2 separate regions of the Homo sapiens genome follow, and region 1 is linked to region 2. Evidence: chromatin loops called from intact Hi-C (ENCODE). Cell type or tissue: dorsolateral prefrontal cortex. All regions are shown on one strand. Each heading gives the region's core, and the rest is flanking DNA. Links, peaks and the distances in the headings are about the cores only.

Region 1 (8,221 bases), core at 1,562-6,561, 300 kb after region 2:
TGGGCAATATAAATGCAAACTTTTTTGGCCAAATGAGCTTTCAATAAAGATTCAGCTGGTAGAAATACTACTTCTCAGGCTGCAACCAAAAAAATTCAGAACTCCACAAATAAGGGAAAACATCCATCACAAAGAAAAACTGTTCCTTTGCACAAAGTAGCAATTACGTTCCCTGTTAAAGAAGGCCTCACCCTTAGAGCTGAGAAGGAATGAAACCACCCTACCAACAGAGATTCTGTCCAGGAGAACTGCTTAAACTTCCAGCTGTAGGGCTCAATTTAGTTAGAATTCAGCATATTGTAAATTATTAGTACTAACCATTTGGAATTTTCTCAGTCCAAAGGCAACACTGACTGACACTGGAGGTTTTAGTTCACCTGACCACCAGCCACCTGAGACTTTAGACATGTTCCCCAATCTCTCCAGATCTTATCTTCCTCACCTGTAAAATGAGGAGGTCAAGAAGCAGGCTAGAAGACTTCTAAAGACCCCTCCAGGTCTATAGTCCTCTGCTACTCTGAACTTGTGTCACAATTCTCAATATAAGTGACTTAAGGATTACCTATGATAGATGAAAAGAGAGAATTGGTGTTGGGTATGTGAACAGGATAGGTCTGTGCCCCCAAATTCACACCCTGCTATTTCAGTGGGTGAGAGAATTCTACTGGTTTATAAATCAACAAAACATCTCTAATTAATATTAAAAATTGTTTATCCTGTACTATATGTATTACATGATAATTGAATGTTCTTTCCAATATCAGCATGAAATTTGGGGGCGATGGGGGAAAAGTGATAGAGGCCTGAAAATGTTCATAGCCTCTCTGAGTTATGTGAGACATCCAGAGACTGTTGATGAGTCCCTCAATCTTAGTGTCCACAGGATTACAGAAATAGTATGCAAGACCAAAAGCGACTCAAAATAGCACCACACTTCAGCAATCTGAATAGTCTACATTCTACTAAGTAGATATTAAAATGTTTCCCAATAATATTTCAATGGCTGACAGCAATTAGAGCTTAAAACTGGCTAGAAGAGTGTTATTTATTTACTTACTGCCTCAAAATTTTGAATACATATGGAAAGGACACGTATGATGGCACAATGTCATAAAGCTTTTAGTGCAATTTAAAAACTTAACAGGAAAATTTCTCAGTTTAGCATTTCTGCTTATCAGCGTGGTGATTAACTGAAATTTTCACCTTTCAAAGAAAGCTTTTTCCAGAAATACCATGAATAACCTTAGCTGCTAAGCTCCTCCAGTGTGGGACAATTATTAATCAACCATAAAGGGATACAACATAATCAAAATGGTTCACGACAAAATTATTTGTGTGGATTCTCTTAAAACATCCCTTTGAAAGGATGAAAATGCAGGATTCTTAGATAGGAAGATGGCAGTCTTCTCCTTCCTGCCTTTGGAAGGCAAGGCATGAGTGGGCAACAGGCTAGCAGGGGTAGCAGTTGGTGATAACCGCTCTTGGGTACATAGCAGTGTCTCCAAGGCTGAATCTTTGTTTCCTTAGGGAGGATACAGACTACCTGGAGTCCTCTGGCCCAGTTTAGACTTTGCAGCCATGTAGGGGGAAAAAACAGACCCTATTTGAAGTGTCAAAGAAAAGAGTATTCCCAATCACAGGACACATTTCCTCTGCTAATCACATATAATCCTTAATTTGAAAGGTTATTTTCTTACCCTGGCAGCCTAAATGGTTCCACATCAAACTGTTCCCCAGTAATTGGGGTTTCTTAATCTATTGTCTCCTGCTTAGGAGAATATTGGTGTTTAATGGATTCCAATTACATTTAGAATAAAGCAAAATCCACAATCATTATCATGACCTGATAGGCTAATAGTCTGGGTTCTTCCCACTCCTCCAACCTCATCTCTCATAACTCAGCCTTCCGGAGCACTGGTCTCCTTTTCACAGCTGTGATATAACAAGTTTCCCACCTCATGGCCTTTGCTCTTCTTGTTCCCTTTGCCTGTAGTATTCTCCCCTTTCTTCTCATTCTCCAGGTCTCAGCTCAAATGTCACCCCCTCAGAGAAATCTTCAGTGACTCCCCTTGCTCAAGGATCTGCTCCCCATCCTTCCTGCTATGTATCACAATCTGTAATTCGCTTTTTAATTGTATTAGACCCACTAGAATGAAAACTTCATGAGGGCAGGGCCCTTCTCCTGTTTTATCTACCATCACATCCCAACGTTTAGAATAGGGTCTGTCAGTGCGGTAAAATCCAATAAAGATGTACTGAATTACAAATTGTAGAAAACTGCAAAGTACAGAAGAAATTTTTGTCCATGCTATTTATCTCTTGGATGAATTTTAAAGTTTCTTCTCAATTTGAAAGAGGTTTTTATAAAGATATAGAATAGAACAGAATAGAATAGAAATAGATATAGAAATCCTTTGTCATATGTGTTACATATAGCTTTTCCCACTTTCATATTTATTTGCTTTTTTCCTAACACATTACCTTCATTATTTGGGGGGTGGGGGGCAGAACGATACTTGCCCCTTGACAAAAAGAAGTCAAGTAATACACATAAAGAAGGAAGTAAAATAAAATACATCACTCCTAATCCCATAACCCCCGAACCACTAATGTATACAACTTCTCCAAATATTACTCCGTGGAGTTTTACACTAGATATGCATAGTGATGTTCTCATTAAAATCCAATAACATGATAGACATAAACTGTGTCTATCAATATTTTACTCTGCAATTTATTTTGCTTTAAAGCTTAGAAAATCTCCCATCCAGATATTTTCTAAATAGTCAATATTTTCTTCCAATTTATGATTTGTTTTTTAGACACTTAAATATATATGCAATTTTGATATGGATCATCCAATTCATAGCTAATATACAAATCTCCTTGACAGTAGTAAATGAATTACTTTATGGCAAGTCTTTAGATAAGTTTTTAAGATCATTATTTAAAGAGTACTTTACTACATGCCAAACTCTTTGGCAAAGAGTCAAGGCAGGGAGGGAGGGAGAGAGGAGAGAGAAAAGACATGCACTAAAGGAACTTGGCCTTGTAGGTTAAAGGATGTTAGGACAGTGTGGTAAACTGAGTCAGGGACACATGTAGGAGCTGTGAGCTGCGTTGGGACACAGAGGTGGAGCACTACTGAATCCGGCTGGGGCTGCGGGTAAGGGACGGGGCAGGGGCGGGAAGGTTTCTTGGAGGTGAATCTTGAGAAGCACACCTGTTCAGCCTTCCTGCCGTTCGGAGGACGAGTCCCAGCCCATCCTCTCAGTAGTCCTCCAAGACGGTCCAGACAGCACCCACCAGCCTGAGGAAACCGCGGCAGTCCTCCCTCACCAGGCAGTGTGGAAATACCTCCTGCTGCGACGCGGCCCTGCATGTGCATTAACCTGCCCCCACTTTGTCAACGGGTTTGGTAACACTCACTGCCCTGATGGAACTCCATTCCCGGTCCCCAGCGCGCTCCCCACCCCAAAAAGGACCTTGGCACCCCGGCCCGCCCCCGGGGAGCTCCCCTTGCCTGGACTTGCAGGTTGGAGCTCGGAGCCCTCCCCCAGAGCAGCGGCCAGGAGCTTCCGCCTCCCCTTCGCCTGATGAATTTGCGAAGGGACACCCTGCGGTCGCCGGGATGCCCCAGCTTTCCGCTGGACCTTGGCGCAGTGAATTCGGCCCCGACGACAGCTCCCGCGGGGCTCGGCCACCTGCCCGACGGCAGCGCAACCCCCAGGAGACGTTCTCCGACGGCTTCCCGGCGCACCCGGGTACCATCTAGTGGCAGCAGAAGCAGGAGGCAGGCTATTTTTTACAGAATGACCTCCACTCCGGATTAGCATTTCTCAAGCATTTTTAAAACCTGTGTGTCTTTAAAATAATCATAAAATGTCGCACTCTCGATTTTCTGTTATTTGAAATTTTAAAATAAAATGCCTTGTCTAGAAGCAAATCAATGCAGTGATGATTTGATGACGCTTTTTCATTTGGAAATAGTGGCCCTCCACTCGTGAACGCCCTTAAAGATCACCATTCTAGCCCGGGAGGATTTGCTAGACCGGTATTTATTGAGAGAAATCTCTTATTTGAACCAAAAGATTCCACCTATCCAAATATTGCCAGTGAAGTCTTTCTAAATTGTAAGAAGAAATGAGAAACTGATAATTAAGCCCCTAATGTGTATTATAATTTGCATATTCACATAGGTCCTATTGGTCTTATAGCTGTTATATTTATGCTCACATAAAATCATACCTGATAATGGTGGTTACCAGATTTGGAAATTTCACTGACCAGTAAAATTTCAAAAATAATTTGGGGACCCAACCAAGGGTTACACCAAATTTTTGTGTTGTCAAGGAAGAACATTGAAAAAAAAAAAAAAAGCATCCTCTATTACTATGATTTCAAAAAAGAAGTCAATTCACATGATTTAATCATTTCATACTGTATACATATCAAAACAACACATTATACCTCATAAATATATACAATTATGATTTGTTAATTAAAATATTTATTAAAAGAATAAAAATAAAATAGCTCACATTAAAAAAAGAAAAAAGAGCATTATACTACCAATCAAGAAAGTAAAGACATAAATCCCAGAATTAAGGTCTGACTTTACCAAAATCAAGGCTATCTTTTAAAAATTTCAAATGTGGATAAACATAATTGTATTTTATAATGTTACATTTATTTTCTTTTAATAGTTTTTTTTTTTTTTTGAGATGGAGTCTCACTCTGTCACCCAGGCTGGAGTGTAGTGGCACAACCTCGGCTCACTGCAATCCCCACCTCCTGGTTTCAAGTGATTCTCCTGCCTCAGCCTTCCGAGTAGCTGGGATTACAGGCGCTCACCACCCACCAGGCTAATTTTGTATTTTTAGTAGAGGCAGGGTTTCCACCATGTTGGCCAGGCTGGTCTTGAACTCCTGACCTCAAATGATCCACCCATCTCGGCCTCCCAAAGTGCTGGGGCTACAGGCGTGAGTCACCTGCCCAGCTTTAACAGTCTTTTTCTAATACAAATTATTAATCTGGGGGTTGACTGCATCAGAAAGTGGAGCTGAGTGTCCAAGCTGTTATTATTCCAACCTATTGTGTTAACAATGAACGGCCATACTCCACATGGAAATGTTGTCTCAAGTGGAAGGGGCAATTTTCTGTAGTGCTATTTTTACTCAATATGGAATATTCTGGAAACTGAAAAAAGCTGAATAGGCCGGTCGCGGTGGCTCAGGCCTGTAATACCAGCACTTTGGGAGGACGAGGCAGGCGGATCACGAAGTCAGGAGATTAAGACCATCCTGGCTAACACAGTGAAACCCCGTCTCCACTAAAAATACCAAAAATTAGCCAGGCGTGGTGGCGGGCGCCTACAGTCCCAGGTACTCTGGAGGCTGAGGCAGGAGAATGGCGTGAACCCGAGAGGGGGAGCTCGCAGTGGGCCAAGATGGCGCCACTGCACTACAGCCTGGGCTCAAAAAAAAAAAAAAAAAAAAAAAAAAAAAAAAAAAAAAGGCTGAATAATAATAGCCACCCACTCCAAGCTACAGAGAAAGCTAATAATGGCAGACCAGGTGTCTAGCTAACAAGGGACATCTCTGCCCACGGAACAGGGCTGTTGAGCTTTCCCGGCTCAACAAGCTCACTCTAGATAAGATGTTCACCTGCCAGAAATTCACTTGGCAATGCCTCCATCAGTACTGGAGCACAAATCTTAACACTGTATTTGATCAGCCTGCACACTTTGGTCTATTTTATAGGACTTGGAAGATAGTATGCGTTTTTTGAATTAGTACAGTCTTGGGTTCAATATATTGTTTGTCAAATCTATGATTTCCTTGATGATTAACTCTGGATCAAGAATACACCATACACTTTAAATATTGTTTCCATAGGAAATGATTACCAATTATAATCAACTCCTGAAGGATACTATTTCCAGCAATATCTTGCAGTGATAAGCAGGGATTACTACTCTGTAGCATGGAGAGGTGAACCTGTGTAAAGAAAAAACACCACAGGATCCCTAATCCAGTCCAGGGCATTTAGGGAACAAGTTAGGAGACTTGGGGTTCTAATCCTAGTTCTAGTAATATGGCCTCTGGGCCTCATGTGTTCAACTGATCTGTTTAAGAAAGAATTCAATTAGATGATCTCTAATGTGCCTTTCAGTTGTAACGTTCTATAACCCCAAAAGCAGAAGGCATCAATGGCCACCATCCAGTATCAGAAAGAGCAATAGGAGTGACAGCATACCCAGAAAACCAAGTTGTTGCCCTAGAATCACAGTTGAGGAAGAAAACTGTTCAGGAGAATCATGTATTCTTATAAAGACTGACATGAATAATCAGAGTTCATATTTTGGAGGTCTGTTAAGTCACTGAAATCTAGTTTTGTGTTTTCAGTCTCTATTAAAGTAGAGAAGATAGCAACCAAATGAGAAAAGAGCAGAGTTCAGTGATGAAAGGAGGACATGGCATACTCAATCTATTTGGGAAATATGCCATGAAATACAAAAAATTAACGACAAAAAACATTAAGTTCCAAACTAAAAGCTAAGAAAGCTCTGACTTGTTAAAAGGAAACAATTAAAAGTAACCAGTAAGTAATAAACAATTAATAGTCATATTACACAGTTACAAGATTGAAGAGATAGAAAAAGACAGAACTATCTGTCTCAAGTTTAGAATGAAAGTAGCAAAGAAAATTGAAAAGGTAAAGTCCTCAAGGGTTCTCAGGGGCTCACTTGTCAGAAATTTTTACCACAATCCACAGTTACATATTTACATATGATCAGATATGATAAAGAATAGATAATTCTCAATGTAGAAATAAAAGGAAACTATCCTAAATAAGAAGCTGATCTAGCTAAAAATAGAGTGGCAAGTTCAGAGTTGAAAAGGGAAGAGAAGGACAAGTGATTTGGAAGGATCTTTTTGTTTTATTAAGGCCGATCCTAGCTGAGCATCTTTCCAACACTGACCATGAGGCTCAAAAGTTTACCCTGGATACTATGAGGAATTCATATATTGTGCAAACATAAAAAGGGCGCATCACCTACCCCTCCCTTCAAAGAATATGGGTGGGAAAGGGAGCTGATGAATGGGGAGCACATTTTTAAAATCCATAATGCTTTTTAAAAATATAGTTCTTAGACTTCTAGGAATTGTCATAAGTATTTCAGAAGGTAGGTTACCGGCCGGCTGCGGTAGCTTGCACATGTAATTCCAGCACTTTGGGAGGCTGAGGCAGGTGGATCACTTGAGGTCAGGAGTTCGAGACCAGCCTAGCCAACATGTTAAAACCCCATCTCTACTAAAAATACAAAATTAGCCAGGCTTGGTGGCAGGCTCCTGTAATCACAGCTACTCAGGAGGCTGAGGCATGAGAATCACTTGAACCCGGGAGGCGGAGGTTGCAGTGAGCTGAGATTGCACCACTGCTCTCCAGCCTGGGTGATAAAAAAAGACAGTCTCAAAAAATAAAAATAAAAATAAAAAAAATAAAAAAGAAGGTAGGTTACCTGGCTTCTCCTGGTTCCTTTTATCTATCAAGATACTGTTAAGTAAAATAACTGCCTGTTTCTTTTTTGCAGCTGCCCAAATATATTTCAAGACATAAAAGTATAAAAGTGAGGAAACATAAGAAAGAAGTTATAGGACCTCCAAAAAGTCTCAAAGAATTCATATTAGCCAGAACGAAAGGAAAGTCTAAGGTAGGTCATCTGAGTCTTGCTGCTTCTTTGATAGTGATATAAAACAAAACAAAACAAAAAACTATAGCAAAGAAACAAACGAAAACCTTGTTTGTAGCTGCGTCTGAGTTTAACATTGTTGGAATTCAGCAAGGTGCAGTAAAAAAGATCCTGCACTTTGGAAGATGCGTATCTGTAGTTCTAATCCTGAGCCACCTCTAACCCTGCTGTGCAGCCTGAGAGGTTACCACACCTCTCTAAATCTGTCCATGCACTGATGAAGTAGGGATAATAATTCCTATCTCACAGGATTAGTATGAAAATTTTAAAAAGAGATATTCTAGATAACACATTTAACACACCACAGATGTTAAAAGAAAAAGAAAAAAAAGAACACCCGAAAATTAAGCTCCTGCTATTACAAGTTATGGGCTATTCAGAGCTCAACATTTAAGGCACAAACCACACTCCTTAAAAATAACTTTCAGTGTTTCTCACAACTTTCTGGTTCTGATTAACGTTTCC
Region 2 (5,946 bases), core at 894-5,893:
TCAGGTAGCTATTCTGAAAAGCCTCCTACCTCCCGTACAGATGTACAGAGGAACAACTCTAAAAGTCGAGCTTTCATGAGATGCAAGTTTAAAAAACAAACTTTTCTTTTTGTAGGTGCCCTGTCATGGCTGGTGGATTGTTTTCTATTGACAAAAGTTACTTTTTTGAACTTGGAACATACGACCCTGGCCTTGATGTTTGGGGTGGGGAAAATATGGAGCTCTCATTCAAGGTATTACCAGGTGTTTCCCAACTTTTCTTTACGATAATGAGTTAATCAATTTTAAATGGTTTGATTTTACTACCATAATCAGGTATGTGACTGCCACTGAGAGGAAATTTCACAGAAATTTTAGGGTCTCTGGATTAATTTTTTCATATCTCAGATTGAATTTGGAAGAATCAATTGCTGTCATAAAATTTATTAGCATTCCCTAATATTTCACAACACCATTTCTGCTTATAAATATGGGGGAAATGACTTTCTGCCACTCAGAGTAAATGCTGTGGGAGTCATACGTGCTACAAAATAACTCTCCTGGAACATCTGTCTAGAATGTTGGAAGGAATAGACTCAATCTGTAATGGATCATCTTAGAGAACACAAATGACAGAAGTACATTAAAATACCTCTAAAGCAGGTCACCAACAGGTCAGGTGTGCCTTATAGTACAGCTCCTTTGGGCACTTTATACAATCTATTATACAATCATTGATTAACTTCTGAGAAAGCCTTGGCAACAGCAGTAGTAGAGAGTGTCCAAAAAGTAATTGCTTTCCTATTGGGTGGGTGTTCTGTATGTATGTAAAAGGGTGTAATTTTGGAGCTGCTGATCATGAAGGATGGTTTTGAGTTGTGTTCCACAAGCCTTTTGGTTCTTCCCAAAAATGAGAGTAGAGGAACGTGAACAAATGGACATCTATACTTCTTTCCCTGATTCAATCAAAACAAGAACTCATGTTTTACAAAATGGGATTCTGTGAAGATTTATTTACAAATTAAAAAAAACTTACATTGAAAGTTAGGAAAGAAAAAATTACATTTTACTAATCCTAAAATGATCCACAGCAATACACAAAATTAAATAAGCCTGTTGAGTTTGATTTTCTATTGCAAAAGTGTTTTTGAAGTTGAGTATTACTTCAGGTAGGGGGAAACAAGGTGGTTTCTTGTCATTGTTAAGTGCCGATGATTTGTGGATAATCATTTGATAATTGATGCTTATCATCAAATTCTTCCAGGTGTGGATGTGTGGTGGTGAAATTGAGATCATTCCCTGCTCCCGAGTGGGCCATATATTCAGAAATGACAATCCATATTCCTTCCCCAAAGACCGGATGAAGACAGTGGAGCGGAACTTGGTGCGGGTTGCCGAGGTCTGGCTGGATGAGTATAAGGAGCTGTTCTATGGCCACGGAGACCACCTCATCGACCAAGGGCTAGATGTTGGCAACCTCACCCAGCAAAGGGAGCTGCGAAAGAAACTGAAGTGCAAAAGTTTCAAATGGTACTTGGAGAATGTCTTTCCTGACTTAAGGGCTCCCATTGTGAGAGCTAGTGGTGTGGTAAGTTCAAGTGGCAATTTAAAATCTTACTCCATAAAAACAAAACACAAAATCTCTTTCAAAAATGTGTGGAAAGAATGAGTAATTACATTATAAATAAACACCAAGTATGAGCAAAGATGGGACAAAGCATGGCTGAGAATTAAATATAGGTAAACTTGAGGAAGGCTACCAAGTGGTCATGTTCATTGATTAACTCAACAGATATCTATTGAGTATCCGTAGATCTGGGAGTATTTCAGACTTGGATTACAGGGTGATGAATGAAGTAGACTTGGTTCCTTCCTTGTGGAGCTTAATTTGGGTAGAGAAGAAAGATTATAAACAAATAAGCAAGTCAAGTGTAAATACAAAATATAATAGCTCTCATTTAGGGAACAGGCCACAGTTGATGACTCCTCAGTTAGAGTGGCTGAGAAATCCTCTCTGAGAAGGAGACTTTGTAACTCAGGCCTAAAACACTAAGTGTCAGTCAGCCAAGCTCTAAAGAAGAGTGCTAGGCAGAGGGTAAAGGTCACGTAAAGCCCTAAGACAGGTGAGTGTTCTCCATCCAAGCACTGGAAAGAAGACGAATGTTGTCAGGGTGTGAAGGAGGGAAGAATGGCACCAGATGAAGGTGAAGAGGAAGGAAGGAGCCAGATCACACAGGTCCTTGTAAGCAAAGTAAGGATTTTATTTCTTTCCTTCCTTCTTTCCTGCCTTGCTTCCTTCTTTCTTCTGAAAGCAGTGGGAAGTTATTGAGCAGAGTTAAGCAAGGGGGTGATAAGATTTAATTGGGGTTTGTAAAGATTTCAAAGAGGAACTTAAAATAACAGAAAATATCAGAGAATAGCAGATAACATTCCAGGGCATGAAGGATGGTATCCAAAGGGAAGAAGCTAAGCCAGATAAGGTAGCCAGAGTACAAGGCTGAGAAAACATCAAGAAAGAGGAGAAGCTGGGGAAAAGCCATTTCAAACCCCTTCTAGGAGTGAAGCTGCATTTGAAGAGGATGGTAAGACACGTGGGTTTAGATATGATTAGTCAAGCCTTCAGCTGGGGTTCTTAGACAGTCATGCTTATTTCTAATCTTTTATTTCTAATTTAATTTGACTTATAACTAACCCCAGTGTTTTTGTTTTATTTCAGCTTCCTTTTTCTTCATCCAAGAAATTCTTTAAAAATGTGACCATTAGTTATCCCGCCCTTTTAGGCCAAATTTTTTCAGTTCTTCTTGAGAGTGGATTATACCATGCTTTCTGTCTGGAAAATCTCCTGATAGCAAAAACTTACTATAATATTCCCCCTTGAAAGTATTCGGGAAATCCAGGAAAGCTATGAAAGACAAGAAACTAGTCTTAAAAAAATGGTTCTGTTTTTTACAAAATTCAACTGATAAATAAGTTTATGTGACCTGTTTTTAGATAACGCACTGTATTATAAAATTGCCATTTTTATGGGTCCAAATAGAATGGCAGCTACTTTAAGTGGCTCAACCTGGTAACTTATCAGACATTTTGGATTTATATACACTGTTCAAATAACAACATGTCAAATATAACTGTAAAATAAATTTACAATTTTTAATTTCAACCGCTGAGCAGAAAAAAAAAAAAGAAAGGAATTTCCACTATTCTAATATTTCCCATTCCAGCAACGCAGAATCTCAGTCAGAGTAATAATAAGCTTTAACCACCAGAGGGCACTAGAAAACTACCTTTGGGCTCCGCTGTTGCGCTAACCTGAGTGAGTTCCTATGAAATTTCTGGAGAGCTCTCCTAATGAAACAGCCTTCTGCTGATGCCTCCGCTATACTATATCAAAATGCACCAAGTATTTTAAAAAGTGATTTTAACAAATTCCTTCTATTTTCCTTTGTTGTCTTCCTTAAACAAATTTCAGTGAAGATGTAGTTTGCTCCCTTCTGAAGCAAACCAGCAGGGAGCGTTATTAACATTTTTAAAAAATTAGGACCTTTCTCCAGGTAATTTACAACAAATTAAGTAGATCATTATTTTAGATAGACAATCGTGGAAAGTTCCAAGAAAATAAACTCCACAACTTCTTTTTGTTACTTGCTTCGTTTCCCTTCTTTCAACCTCCACTACGGAATTTAGATCCAGTGAAAGTTTTGTGTTTTGTAATAAGAACAAACATTTTCTTATCGAACCAACAATATTTGAAGCTAATAATCTCACCAATAATGTATTTTTCACTGGATTAAACTGCTGGCAAACAGTCTATAGCTCCGTTTCCCTTTTTTCAACCTCCACAAGCAGAAATTTAAATCCAGTGAAAGTTTTGGTTTTTTGTAATAAGAAGAAATATTTTCTTATTGAAACGACAACATTTGAAGCTAATGAAAGAATCTCACCAATAATGTATTTTTACACTGGATTAAACCGCTGGCAAATAGCCTAATGTTTAACAATTCTGTCATAAATTGTGCGGAATGTCTACTTCCTAAATTGGAAAATGAAATAATACAACATGGATAATTTAAAATTCATACACTGCCTATTTTTTTTAAAGATTAAAATGGTTTACAGTAAAAACATGGATCAATTATTTTTAAATAAAAAGGAAAATTCTGAAAACAACTAATAATGAAATGAAGAATAACAATTCCAAAACACTTCAGAGATGATGTCTATATGAAGAAAAGTATTAGGTTGGTGTAAAAGTACCTTCCATGGCAAAAACCTCAATTAAATAGTTTCCTCAGTAATTTCTAAGAAAAAGGAAAAAAAAATCTTCAGGTCAAATGAGGGAGGGACATGTAAGGGACAGAAAAGTTTTATCTTTCCTTCCAATGCTTTTCGGTTCTTGGAAGGATTATACAAAATAGACACAAATAGTTAAACAGGGGGTTCCCAAACACTGTCCTGACCAATGTTACTTGTGCTGTCTCAGGGTTCCATGGTCAAGCACATTTGAGAAACATTTGTACAACATTCTGACAGCAAGCTGAACATTAACACCCTGAAGATTTTGAGAAGTTCTGGAGTAGAACCACCTGTTCGGCTCTGTGGAAACCAGAATTTTCCAAATTTGTTTGAAGATAGAATATTTCTGCATGATCCACAAATACAGGAGCTTACATAATATTTATCTCTGCTTCAGTACAGAGAGCAATTGCAGCATGCTTTCCTTCCTTTAAGCCCCGAGATTATTCTACCTTCATGTCTTTCTATTCACCTTCCTCTCTGAAGTTCAGGGGTGGGACTGTGGGGGCATTGAATCCTTCTGTGCCTTGTGATGCCCACATTTACTAACAGTGAGCTGTCTCCTCCCATATTTGTCATTTTAAATTGCTAATAGAGCTTTCTCTGAGGATTTTTGATAGAGATTCCATCCTTCCATAGTTGCTTTGTTTCTGCCTGTGCCAGGCACCTCAGAAGTAATTAACAACCTGGTACTATTTTTAATGTTTGTTTCTATGCCTTGAAAGTCTGTGATGGTTCCTATCCAAGGCAGGTGGTGTAAATATTCATCTCAAATCCAAATGAAGCCTGGTGTAAAGTTTCAGATTCTCAGGGACAATCCAGCTTCCTTGTTTTCTCCCTTTGCTAATGGGCAAATTGTTTTTCCCAGTGCAGCATTCAACTGAAGATCTGTTTTTCCGCTGTTATGTGGAAGACCTGAATTCCAGATTTTTGGTTTACACATACCTCTGTTTTTCTTCCATCCATATGAGGGAACAAGTCTTTCTTGCCAACCTTTGCAAGTTTCCCTGTAGCCTTTAATTTTTTCCGCATATTCTGATCCCTGAAGATGTCCCTTACTTTCTTGTTCACTAAGCTAAGCATGTAAAATTGAGGACCAATGTACTGAGCCCCCTTTTATGAAGTCTGGCAATTCTGTGAGCATCCAGTCTGCATCAGTGCAGCACCCTGAGTTAGAGCTCTTTGTTAGGCATCATAGAACAGGAAGGACACAAATAGTGTCCCTGGCAACAAAGACTTCAGCTCCTCCCAGCTCAGGAGGCTTTCCCAGGACATGTCCTATAGATTCGGCTCTGCACAGCTGTTCGAGAAATCTGAAAACCCTAAGTTGCACTGTTAACCCATCATCTTGTTAGCCCTGCCCAGGATGTCAAAGGGGGAAAGGAAATCAACATTTTTCTGCATTAAATGGTGACTTAAAGAAAGCTACCTCCATATTTGACCCTGTAAATCCATTAAAAACCTGGGGGCCTGCCAGAAAGTGCCTTTATGCTTGGCTCTGTATTAGCTTTCGTGACTTTCCTATAATGAATTGTAGCTTGCTTGGGTCATTAAGAAGATTCTGACAGGGAATCAGCTGGAATCTGCTGTTCTTTGAAGGACTCAATTTATCTATGATTCAGTGCTTAAGCAGTCAAAAGGCTTGAAGGGGTCAGTCAGGGAACATAGCTCATA

Evidence for each region. Peaks named below come from ENCODE experiments on the same cell type or tissue, not always from the same donor. Only the 100,000 strongest peaks of a DNase experiment are listed, where the experiment ranks them.
Region 1: it touches region 2 in a loop (3-fold over the local background); 44 of 110 quality-filtered maps call a loop at or near these places.

The regions. Positions count from the first base shown.
Region 1 is chr2:157,593,837-157,602,057 of GRCh38, forward strand. The region is part of intron 1 of ACVR1C (activin A receptor type 1C); the gene reads right to left. Among named protein-coding and RNA genes, the nearest start is that of ACVR1C, 31 kb to the right of the region's middle. In dorsolateral prefrontal cortex, for the core only: a CTCF peak has its summit at 3,774 (motif pointing left); a DNase peak (open chromatin) is centred at 3,735; H3K4me3 peaks cover 731 bases; H3K27ac peaks cover 722 bases.
Region 2 is chr2:157,299,433-157,305,378 of GRCh38, forward strand. GALNT5 (polypeptide N-acetylgalactosaminyltransferase 5) reads left to right here. Exons shown (of 10, transcript NM_014568.3): 6 at 116-233; 7 at 1,244-1,567. Among named protein-coding and RNA genes, the nearest start is that of ERMN, 23 kb to the right of the region's middle. RefSeq lists a silencer at 3,178-3,257. In dorsolateral prefrontal cortex, for the core only: CTCF peaks have their summits at 3,265 (motif pointing right) and 3,467; no DNase peak of the experiment used is centred there; H3K4me3 peaks cover 918 bases; H3K27ac peaks cover 1,672 bases; H3K27me3 peaks cover 650 bases.